Regions from separate parts of the Homo sapiens genome. Here regions 1, 2 and 4 are each linked to region 3. The links are chromatin contacts, found by Hi-C or POLR2A ChIA-PET in ENCODE. All regions are on one chromosome and are shown on one strand. Each heading gives the region's core, a stretch centred on a gene start or an enhancer-like site at or near the end of the contact. The rest is flanking DNA. Distances are from core to core; before and after follow the strand shown.

Evidence for each region. A loop is a pair of places that touch in the nucleus more often than their neighbours do. ChIA-PET counts read pairs that join two places held with the same protein, here RNA polymerase II (POLR2A). Pooled maps may share reads with other maps.
Region 1: a map of gastrocnemius medialis shows a loop between it and region 3 (2.5-fold over the local background). The contact joins the promoter of RAET1E-LRP11 here to the promoter of PPIL4 in region 3. A Hi-C loop is called at or near these places in 1 of 168 maps with a recorded cell type or tissue (gastrocnemius medialis) and 4 of 50 pooled maps. POLR2A ChIA-PET finds 5 or more read pairs at or near these places in 2 of 52 experiments (AG04449 and OCI-LY7).
Region 2: a loop to region 3 is called in a pooled map, with 9 times the contacts of the local background. The contact joins the promoter of ULBP1 here to the promoter of PPIL4 in region 3. A Hi-C loop is called at or near these places in 5 of 50 pooled maps.
Region 4: a loop to region 3 is called in a map of CD14-positive monocyte, with 4 times the contacts of the local background. The contact joins the promoter of ULBP2 here to the promoter of PPIL4 in region 3. A Hi-C loop is called at or near these places in 1 of 168 maps with a recorded cell type or tissue (CD14-positive monocyte), 1 of 37 single-sample maps with no recorded cell type and 5 of 50 pooled maps.

Annotation. Positions count from the first base shown.
Region 1 is chr6:149,894,865-149,897,564 of GRCh38, forward strand. RAET1E-LRP11 (RAET1E-LRP11 readthrough) reads right to left here and starts at 1,266. Exons shown (of 15, transcript NR_182438.1): 1 at 982-1,266. RAET1E (retinoic acid early transcript 1E) reads right to left here. Exons shown (of 6, transcript NM_001394057.1): 2 at 982-1,168. The region is part of intron 1 of RAET1E-AS1 (RAET1E antisense RNA 1); the gene reads left to right.
Region 2 is chr6:149,962,611-149,965,310 of GRCh38, forward strand. ULBP1 (UL16 binding protein 1) reads left to right here and starts at 1,333. Exons shown (of 5, transcript NM_025218.4): 1 at 1,333-1,524. The coding sequence starts at 1,440. RefSeq lists an enhancer at 1,669-2,208.
Region 3 is chr6:149,544,709-149,547,408 of GRCh38, forward strand. PPIL4 (peptidylprolyl isomerase like 4) reads right to left here and starts at 1,335. Exons shown (of 13, transcript NM_139126.4): 1 at 1,228-1,335. The coding sequence starts at 1,297. RefSeq lists enhancers at 1,225-1,524, 2,228-2,700.
Region 4 is chr6:149,940,631-149,943,330 of GRCh38, forward strand. It overlaps ULBP2 (UL16 binding protein 2), which reads left to right and starts at 1,384. Exons shown (of 5, transcript NM_025217.4): 1 at 1,384-1,527. The coding sequence starts at 1,443. RefSeq lists a silencer at 1,252-1,381.

The DNA of each region.
Region 1 (2,700 bases), core at 16-2,515, 350 kb after region 3:
TGGAATTTTCAGGCTTTGCGCACTGGTTTTTTCCTATCTTTGTGGATTTATCCACCTTTGGTCTTTAATGTTGGTGACCTTCAGATGGGGTCTTTGAGGGGACGTGCTAATCCTTTCTGTTTGTTTCTTTTCCTTCTAACCATCAGGCCCCTCTGCTGCCAGTCTGCTGGAGTTTGCCGGTGGTCCACTCCCAACCCTGTTTACCTGGGTATCACCAGCGGAGGCTGCAGAGCAGCTAAGATTGCTGCCTGTTCCTTCCTCTGGAAGCTTTGACCCAGTGGGGCACCTGCCAGATGCCAGCCAGAGCTCTCCTGTATGAGGTGTCTGTCGGCCCCTACTGGGAGGTGTCTCCCAGTCAGTATACGTGGGTGTCAGGCACCCACTTGAGGAGGCAGTCTGACCCTTAGCAGAGCTCGAATGCTGTGCTGGGAGGTCTGCTGCCCTCTTCAGAGCCATCAGGCGGGGACATTTAAGTCTGCTATAAGCCCCTGATTGGGGCTGCTGCCTTGTTTACCAACATGCCCTGACCAGAGAGGAGAAATCTGGCAGTCTGGCCATAGCAGCCTTGCTGAGCTGCAGTGGGCTCCGCCCAGTTCCAACTTCCCAGCAGTTTTGTTTACACTGTGACCTTAAAACCATTTCCTCAAGCCTCAGCAACGGCAGAGGTCCTTCCAGATGAGTTTTGTAATAGACTCCAGCAGTCCTACTGGGGCCAAGACCTCAAGGAAAGCCAAGTCTATCATTGGGAAAAGTCTTAGGGCTCTAAGTTTTGAATTCTGAAAATTTTTCTTAGAACAAAATTTTGTGTCATTTTCAAATAAAGCACAAGTTTTCCTCATAAAACTTAGTATCTGTAGACCCCCTTCCCACCTCACTTTTACAGCTGTCCCATTTGATCATCAGACCCTGCTACCTTAGCCAGTTCAGGCTGCTACAACAGAATAGACAAGGTGGCTGAAACACCAAGCATTTATTTCTTACCTTCCTGGAAGATGGGAAGTCCAAGATCAAGGTGTCAGCAGGTCCGGTATCTGGCGAGGGCCCTCTCTTCCTCACCAGATGGCTGTCTTCCTGTTGTATCCTCACACAGTGGAGAGCAGAGACAGACAGCAAGCTCTCCTATCACTTCTTAATCCCACATGGCTCCACTCACATGAGTTATGACTTCCTAAATAGCATCACCTTGAGAATTAGGATTTCTGCATATGAATTTGGAAGGCAGGCAAACATGCGGCCTGTAACACCACCCATATCCGTTCCACATCTAGGTTCCCTCTGTGTGCCGGGCAGTATGCCAGTTAATTCAAGTGCATGTCAGACCCAGAGGGTGACATCCTGTGACTCAGATGCTAGGGCCCTTATGATGCCTGGTAAGGTAAGTGGGTCTTTACCACTGTCCTTTCTTAACTAGATGGAACAGACTTCAAAGAAAGTAACCATGGACTATCGGCAGGGCTCTATCTCTGGGGCTGGGGGATAAGGGGTTGTCTGCTCAGAGGACAGTGGGTCAAGCGTTTGAAGGAGCCGAGGAATGCACATTTTTTACATGTCCCCTATGTGGTTCTCTGTCTGCTAAGGTTAAAGAACCTCAATTTTGAGGGTGCACTTCCACCTCTTGGTCTGGAGAAGGGGTCTCAAATCTGTCCTGAGTGGAGCCTGTTCTGTACACATCCAGGCCCTGAGAGTACACAGAGAGGAACTCACTGCTACCGCCCTGCCAATACTGCTGCTGTGGGGACACCAGCGGGGGTGGGCCAAGAACAGAGTGTATGTGTGTGTTTGTGTGTGTGTGTGTGTGTGTGCATGGGTGCTTGTGTGTGTGTGCGTGCATATGTGTGATATGACCACTGAGTAGCTCCTTAGCAGGGCCAATATTTTCTACAAGTCTGATGACTCACAGGAAGGAGCACACCAGGCCTATACTTGGGTCCTGACATCTGGGATGCCAACCTAACACTGAAGAAAAAGAAAGAGCTGCAGACAGGCTGGGAAAAATATACAGAAAGGGGAAAGGGGCCCTTCCACCTTTGTTGCCCTCTGTGGTCCTGAATCTCAGCTTGGCCTGAGCCAACCTGAAGATGGGAAGGAATAGCCATTTTCCAACTGCAAAATGTCAGCTTCAGGCAATGGTTTCAAAACTGAAGTAATGGTTACATATGAAGTAGATTTTTGTTTGTTTTGTTTTTTGAGACCAGGTCTTGCTCTGTCATCCAGGTGGAGTGCAGTGGCATGAGCACGGCTCACTGCAGCCTTGAACTCCCAGGCTCAATCAGTCCTTCCACTTCAGCCTCCAGAATAGCTGGCACTACAGGCATGAGCCACCACACCCAGCTAATTTTTAAATTTTTGGTGTGGAGATGGGGTCTCATCACGTTGCCCAGGCTGATCTCGAACTCCTGGGCTCAAACAATCCTCCCCCCTCAGCCTCCCAAAGTGTTGGGATTACAGGAGTGAGCCACCACACCCGGCTGAAATGGAATTTTAATTGAAGTAAGAAGCGGGTGATAAGGAAAGTGAAACCAATAATTTCACATAGTCCCTGGAAGCCCGTTGCTATAAAGAACTTTCAGCCTGAAGTCCAAAGAGAGACGAAAATTTTAAAATGAATTGGACTGCAGTTTTCAATCCCTGAAAATGAGTCACAGCCTTTTTGTGGCAGTGTGCCCTGGGCTTCTAACCGTCCTCTCCCTGCCCCAGCTG
Region 2 (2,700 bases), core at 83-2,582, 420 kb after region 3:
GTCACTGGCCCAGGTCACCCGGCCTCAGGGGTGGTGCTGCCAGGGACTTCCCAGTGGCCTCCTCCTAGGACTAACCTGAGCTCCTGCCCCCAGCCCTGTACATGGGAGGCTTTTCTCACACACAGATCCCTGGGCCCACCAAGCTATTCCCCTCCCAAATCTGAGAACTGCCCACCCCCGTGTGACTGTTGTCCTGCCGACCACCCTTCATGTAGCCCCTCCTGGACAGAGGCTCTAGTGCATCAGGCCAGAACCTTTTGGCTCCTGTGTCCCTGCTCAGTCACAGAGATGGCTGCCATCCCATGTCCCTGTCCTGAAGCATAGTCAGGCCCTGGGCTTGGTCCAGGCCTCCTCCCCTTTCCCACAGCCTCAGGACCCTGGTGATTGATGGTCACCAGGTGAAGGTCTCCCCACATGAAGACTGTGTGGAGTGGGAGGTCTGTGCCTATTTTTCTCATTCATTGGGGAATGGGCTGAGTGGCTGGGGGCAAAGTGGGACTCAGGGGCTCTGCCCAGTCCTTACTGCAGGCTAAGCCCTCCCTTGCGGCCAAGAGCCACTGGGCCCTCCACCTCCCTCTGGCTTCTACCCGCAGATCTAGATGGTTTCATGGTGACTCAGAGGAGGATGCACTCGGGCGTCCCTTTTGAGGATGGCTGCAGGGACCATCCAGGGACTGAGCCGAGGTGCAGATACAGCCACGGATTTGGGTGTTGTTAGACACAGAAGGGTGTGTAGCAAAGTGAGCCCCACGCATGCGTAGACTCTTCCCTCGGCTTCTGCTCTCCATGGAAACACAACTGATCACATCATGATTGATCACGGTAGCCCTCTAGGGCTTTCTTTCTTTTCTTTTTTTTTTTTTCCAGAAGTCATAAAGGGATATAGAATATACTCAAAGACCACCTCATGCTTTTAGTGGAGAGGCAAAAAAGGTTCGCTCCGGAATGGGGAAGCGGCTGCGCCCTGGACGGAGAGGGGCGGGGACTTCGCGACTGCAGGCGGAGGGAGGGCGGGTGTCGCTGGCGCAGGCGGTGACAGGGAGACACCGCCGCCACTGAGTATTCCTATGCAAGTTTCTTCATCTTCCTGTGCATCAGTGTTTACACTGGGGTAATGATAAATGCTGTGTTGAAAAATTATTTGATGGGGCCATGGAAGGAACGGAAGGAACGGCGTCCTGGCCCGCTCGGGGCCCGCGCACGCCGCCACCAAGCCGCGGGGGCGGGTCGGAGGGGAGAGTTGCGTCAGCCAGGCCGCTGTCAGATGACGAGCCCGGGGCGTGACGGGGTGGAGCATCCCCAAAAAAGTGCATGCCTAGGATCCCGCCCAGTGTATCCCTGCGCGCGGCGGGCCGGGCTGGGCAGCTTTATAAACAGCCGTGGTGTGAGCCTCGAAGGGAACCATCAGCGCCTCCTGTCCACGGAGCTCCAGGTCTACAATGGCAGCGGCCGCCAGCCCCGCGTTCCTTCTGTGCCTCCCGCTTCTGCACCTGCTGTCTGGCTGGTCCCGGGCAGGATGGGTCGGTGAGTTCGGGGATGTAGCCTAAGCAGGGCGGGGGCCAAACCTGGGAGGTTGTGGACTGCAGCGGGTTTCAGAGGAGGGGAGGCTTCTGGAAGGACCGGCGCGATCTCCCTGAACGAACATCGCGGTCTCCCCGAACGTCGCGGTCCCTCCGAACGTCGCGGTCTCCCCGAACATCGCGGTGCCCCCGAACATCGCTGTCTCCCCGAACATCGCGATCTCCCCGAACATCGTGATCTCCCCAGACATGCCCAGCTGAAGGCACTCAGTTCCCCTCGGTGGCTCCTTTCCGCCGGGTCCGCTTCCTGCGGCTGCTGCTTGCCCCTCAGGCCAGGAGGTTTCTGGAAGGACCGGTGCTGTCTCCCCGAACATCGTGGTCTCCCCGAACATCGCGGCCTCTCCGAACATCGCCCTCTCTCCGAGCAACGCGATCTCCCCGAACATCGCGGTCTCCCCGAAAATCGCGATCTCCCCGAACATTGCCATCTCACCGAACATCGCGATCTCGCCGAACATGCCCGGCTGAAGGCACTCAGTTCCCCTCCGCGGCTCCTTTCCGCCGGGTCTGATTCCTGCGGCTGCTGCTTGCCCCGCAGGCCAGGAGGCTTCTGGTAGCACCGGCGCGATGCCCCCGAACATCGCGTTCTACCCCAACATCGCGATCCCTCCGAACATCGTGATCCCCCCCGAACATCGCCGTCCCCCCGAGTAACGCGGTCTCCCCGAACATCGCGGTCCCCCCGAACATCGCGGTACCCCCGAACATCGCCGTCTCCCCGTACATTGCGATCCCCCGAAACATTGCGATCTCCCCGAACATCGCGATCTCGCCGAACATGCCCGGCTGAAGGCACTCAGTTCCCCTCCGCGGCTCCTTTCCTCCGGGTCCGCTTCCTGCGGCTGCTGCTTGCCCCATAGGCCAGGAGGCTTCTGGGTGGACCAGCGCGATCTCCCCGAATATCGCGGTCTACCCGAACATCGCGGCCTCCCCGAACATCGCGGTCTCCCCGAACATCGCGATCCCCCAGAACATCGCGGCCTCCCCGAACATCGCGGTCTCCCCGAACATCGCGATCCCCCAGAACATCGCGGTCTACCCGAACATCGCGGCCTCCCCGAACATCGCGGTCTCCCCGAACATCGCGATCCCCCAGAACATCGCGGTCTCCCCGAACATC
Region 3 (2,700 bases), core at 85-2,584:
ATAGTGGAGAAGAATATTGTTTAGAAGAAACAGCAAAAGAATGGTAACAATGGTACGGGAGAGTTTGTAGTGTTTTCGCCAGGTGGAGAGGAGGGAGGAATAGCTGCGTGCGAGGGAAAGCGGAGCACGGCAGGAGGTAGTTATTGTACAATATTGCAACTTATTTCACCTTCTTTGATAGGCTCTGCATTCCATGTGGGTAGGACCCTGTTTGTAACTAATCTCTCCTGGTCTCAGTTTCTTCCTGACTCTGATACATTCTCCACACCGCTGCCTATTATCTTCTCAAAACAAGTATGCCATGCCTCAATCCTGCTTTTAAAGTCTTCAAGGACTCTGATCATCAGTAGGGCACACAAGACTATTCACGACTGACCTAGGCGTATCTGACCACACTCGAGTCTACCATTCCACGACTCACACCAGTCCTTCCAGCCACACCAAACTACTTGCCGTTTCCAGAAAATTCCAAACAAAGAAAGTCCAAGCTAAGAAAACCCTCATTCCCATTCATCTTTGAAAGAACTAGTTCAAGTGTTCTATATAGTATTCGCTAGCTTTGCTTCTTCCCACCCCCCACCAAAGAAGCCGCCCTCTTCTGGTTTCCGTGGCAACTTACACATTCTTCTACCATAACACATAGAAAACTAAAATGGGTTCCTGTGTCTACTTCCCCCAGTGGAAAAATCAGACCCTCGGGGGCAAGAAGCCAAGCCCAGGACTTAGCCCAGTGCCTCGAAGGCTCAGTCCACACTCCAGACAACCTCTTCCTCCTCCACCTAAGCGGTATGCCCACACTCGCTGCGCCAAGCACACCCTAACTGCCTTCATCAAGATTTAACCGATTACACACCAAGCAATAGTTCCTATGTTCCTCTCACGAGTAAACACAATAAAGGCACAAAAGCTATGGGTATTGTATGTGCAGCTCGAATCACACACACACACGCCCCACACACACACTCCCAAAGGCAATTAATGACCGCAAGCACCGTCCACCGGACTGGCCAACACAAAATACGGGAGAAGGGCTGCCAAGGCTCAAACGAATTCCCGTCACAAAAACTTTTCTAGCCAAGGCCGGTTAATAAAATAGCCCAGTCGCGGGCACCAGCAGCCCAGAAGCTCGAGCTCTAGCCAATCTCTGCCCTGGACTGCGCAGAGAAGGGAAAGTAGGGAGACAAGCTCGGGGGCCCCGGCGACAGGTGAGTGGGGCTCAAGCCTCACCACGCGGCCGTTCTTCGGTGTACAAGTCGATGACGACGTCGCCTAAAGTGGTCTCCAGTAGAACCGCCATGGCGCCCGCTCCTCCTCCGCTACAAACCCCGGGAGGAGGGGGGTGACAGGCGCAGGCCGACGGCGTCGTCTACGCCACGCGTCACCCTCGGCGCGACCCCTTTTGCGTCATCTCGCCGGCGCCGCCCCCGGTTCCGAGCAGTTCCTTCCGGTCGGCGTGCGGGCGCCGGGCTGCCCAGCTGACTTACGGATCGGGTTGGTCCCGCCCCCGGCGCGGCCGTTTTGAAAATCCTGGTCCGCCCTTGGCGATTTTGGTGGAAGCCTGTCCCTCAGAACGGTCTCAGTATAGTGTTTTGTGCCCCGTTTGTGTCCGTCTCAAGAGCAGAGCGGCCCTCCGCGCGGCCCTTTTATCCACCAGGGGGCGCCCGCGGCGGGATCTTCTCTCCACCTATTTGGGCGGACTCCTCCGGGTTTCCTCGTCAGTCTCCTTTTCGCAAAACAACTTTGGGCCTCTACTAGGGGTTTCCGATTCTAAGAACTAACATTTTGTTTTGTTTTCTGTTTTGAGACAGGGTCTCGCTCTGTTGCCCAGGCTGGAGTGCAGTGGCGCGATGTCGGCTCACTGCAACCTCCACCTCCCGGGCTCCAGCGATTTTCCTGTCTCAGCCTCCCAAGTGACCACAGGCGCGCGCCACCACGCCCGGCTAATTTTGTTCTTTTATTTTTTGTAGAGATGGCGGTCGGGGGAGGTGGTCTCACTATGTTGCTCAGACTGGTCTCAAACTCCTGAGCTCAAGGAGTTCGAACTCTTCCCGCCTTGGCCTCCCGAAGTGCTGAGATTACTGGCGTGAGCCACTGCGCCTGGCCAAAACTAACATTTTGCCATGCAAGTTTATTCCCCAGACACTCTTCTGGGCAAGCCTGTCACTCTTTCTTATGACATTTTACACATAATCTCCAATAACTTCACATCTGACGAAAAGCCAAAGCTTTTTTTTTTTTTTTTTTTTTTGAGACGGAGTCTCGCTCTGTCGCCCAGTCTAGAGTGCAGTGGCGCGATCTCGGCTCACTGCAAGCTCCGCCTCCCGGGTTCACCCCATTCTCCTGCCTCCGCCTCCCGAGTTGCTGGGGCTACAGGTGTCCGCCATCACGCCCGGCTAATTTTTTGTGTTTTTAGTAGAGACCGGGTTTCACCGTGTTAGCCAGGATGGTCTCGACCTCCTGACCTCGTGGATCCGCCCGCCTCCGCCTCCCAAAGTGCTGGGATTACAGGCTTGAGCCACCGCACCTGGCGGAAAAGCCAGAGCTTTTATAATGATTTACAAGATCCTCTCCTACCCCATCCTACGCCATCTTCTTATTCCTCTGAAGCCACAGTAGACAGTTTGCTATTCCCTGAACACTGCTGACATACTCCTGCCCCATGGCCTTTTCACTTGCCTTGGTTGAGGGACCTCTTCCTCC
Region 4 (2,700 bases), core at 134-2,633, 400 kb after region 3:
TCTGTCACACATGCTTACACACACAAATTAAATTGTGTGAGCAGTTGTCACACAGGGAGATCTGGATGCACTCACTGTGGACCCAGGTCTCAGCGAGCAGGAGGGTGTTCTGTATTGTGGGAACATGAGGGACACGCATGGGACCGGGCATTTGTGCCTAGCTTTGAAGGGTGGCTGGCCCTTTGCCCAGGGCGAAGAGGCCAGCAGAATGCACTAACAGTGGGGAACCACCAGGAACTTTCACTTGAACCTGCTCTGCTGAGCCCCCTGTGCCATCCGTGGACCTGGGCGAGGGAGGCTGCTGAACTGGGAGCTCAGGGCCCATCTCTCTGAGGAGCTTTCTAAATCAGCAAGTGTGTCACAGGTTGAGATTTTAGGAACGGGGTCCTCCATGTTGTCCTCGATTTTAATAAGTAGACTCTTTTGGCCAATCTGCATTGGGCAGAGCAGGAACAAGACATAATTTTTTAATATATATTTTTAAAGCTGTTTAATTTTGGTAAAAACATAGAAGATAAAATTTACCATCTTGACCAGTTGTTTAGTGCACAATATGTTGTTTTAAACCTCTGGAACCCTGCCTGCTGCTCCTGTAATAAAACCTAGCCCGGGCCAGGCGCGGTGGCTAACGCCTGTAATCCCAGCACTTTGGGAGGCCGAGACGGGTGGATCACCTAAGGTCATGAGTTTGAGACCAGCCTGGCCAACAAGATGAAACCCCATCTCTACCAAAAATACAAACAATTCGCCGGGCGTGGTGGAGGGCGTCTGTAATCCCAGCTACTCCGGAAGCTGAGGCCAGAGAATCCCTTGAACCCGGGAAGCGGCGATTGCGGTGAGCCGAGATCACGCCACTGCACTCCAGCCTGGGCAACAAGAGCGAAACTCCGTCTCTAAATAAATAAATAAATAAATAAATAAATAATAAAACCTAGCCCGGACTGTAATCACGTCCACTGGGAACTGGCGCAGTAGTGGAGGGGACGCGATCAGGCCCGTGGCTGCGCCCAGAGCATGATAAGCCAGGGACCTCGCGGCGCAGGCGGAGGGAGGGAGAGCGTCGCGGACCCAGGCGGGGACAGGGAGACGCCGCCGCCGCTGAATATTCCTCTGCAAGTTTCTTCACCTTCAATAAAAAAATGTTGTGATGATTAAATGAGTCTGTCGTGGAAGGAACCGTGTCTTGGCAGGAGCCGGGCGGACACCCAGACACCAACCCGAAGGGGGTTGGGACAAAGGGGAGGGACGCCCGGGAAGGGGAGGGACACCGTCAGGGCAGCCAATCATATTTCTAGCCGCGTGACGCTATGACCCGCTTGACGCTATGACAGCGGGAAACGGGGGGCGCGCCCGTACATAGGGAGGCTTTAAAACCTTGAGGTGATTCATCTTCCAGGCTCTCCTTCCATCAAGTCTCTCATCCCTAGCGCTCTGGGTCCTTAATGGCAGCAGCCGCCGCTACCAAGATCCTTCTGTGCCTCCCGCTTCTGCTCCTGCTGTCCGGCTGGTCCCGGGCTGGGCGAGCCGGTGAGTTCGTGGATGGAGCCTAAGCCGGGCGGGGACCAAGCCTGGAGGGCTGTGAACTGCCGCGGGTTTCAGAGGAGGGGAGGCTTCTAGAAGGACGGGGGAGATCTCCCCTAACTGCGCCCCCGTTCAGTTCCGGTCGGCGGCTCCTTCCTGCTGGGTGCAGTCCCCGAGGCTGCTTCTTGCCCGGGAAGAGGCGAAAAGGAGCGGGGTGGAAAGGAGGCTGGCAGGAGGGTGGAGGGGCCGGAGGGCTGCAGAGAGCGAGGTGGGGCGGGGATCCCTGGTGCAGCCTGGCAGTCCCACCCGCCCTCGGGAAGGAAAAACCAGAGCCCCCGGAACCGGAGCTGGGGACAGGACAGGGGTGAAGCGGGATTCCACAGGGACGCGATCACAGACACCCCCACCAGCCACAGGCCTGCTCTGCTCTCACCCGCTCTCCACCACACAAACCCTCCAGCGCCCCCAGGGCTGCGTGCCCTTGAATTTTTCCCTGCACTTTCCTGTAGACACTCACCTGCACCCAGGGGCTCAGCAGACAACCGCCACCCCTCCCCTCACCATCCACTGCCACCACCCAGGTCACGTCCTCTTACTGCCCACCTCAGCCCAGCTGGTCACCCCAGAGGTCTCCCCATCCATGAAGGGGACCTCACCACCTCCTACACCACGTCGCACCTTCTGCCTCTTGCCTGAGGACACACCCCAGCAAACACACCCCAAGCTCCCCTCAGAACCTGTGCAGGGGGGATGGGAAGCACCATTTCCTCCAGGATGACCCTGGGAACTCTGGTGAGTAGAGGCACCCACTTCTGCCCTTGGGGCCCAGACCGCCTGTTCTTCCTACGGGGGTGTCAGCGTCATAGAGAATAGTCACTGTGTAGACAGGGGTCAGCAAACTCTTTCTAGAAAGGGAGGAAGGATGCCCTGTGATCTTTGCAGGCCGTGGGTTCTCCGTCTCAGTGTCCAGTCCTGTCCCTTTGTAGAGCAACAGCAGGCAATGGCAACCTTCAAATAGGGGGGACCAGATTTGGACCCTGTCCTAGGTTGCTGATCCCAGATCAGGGGATTACAATGTCCCAGTGAATAGTGCCCCATCCCCTATGGTGTCATCTCCAAGTGATGTCTCTGATGTCAGTTGGAGAGTAGAAGGTGGTCCTACCTTGTCTGTGGCTTCTG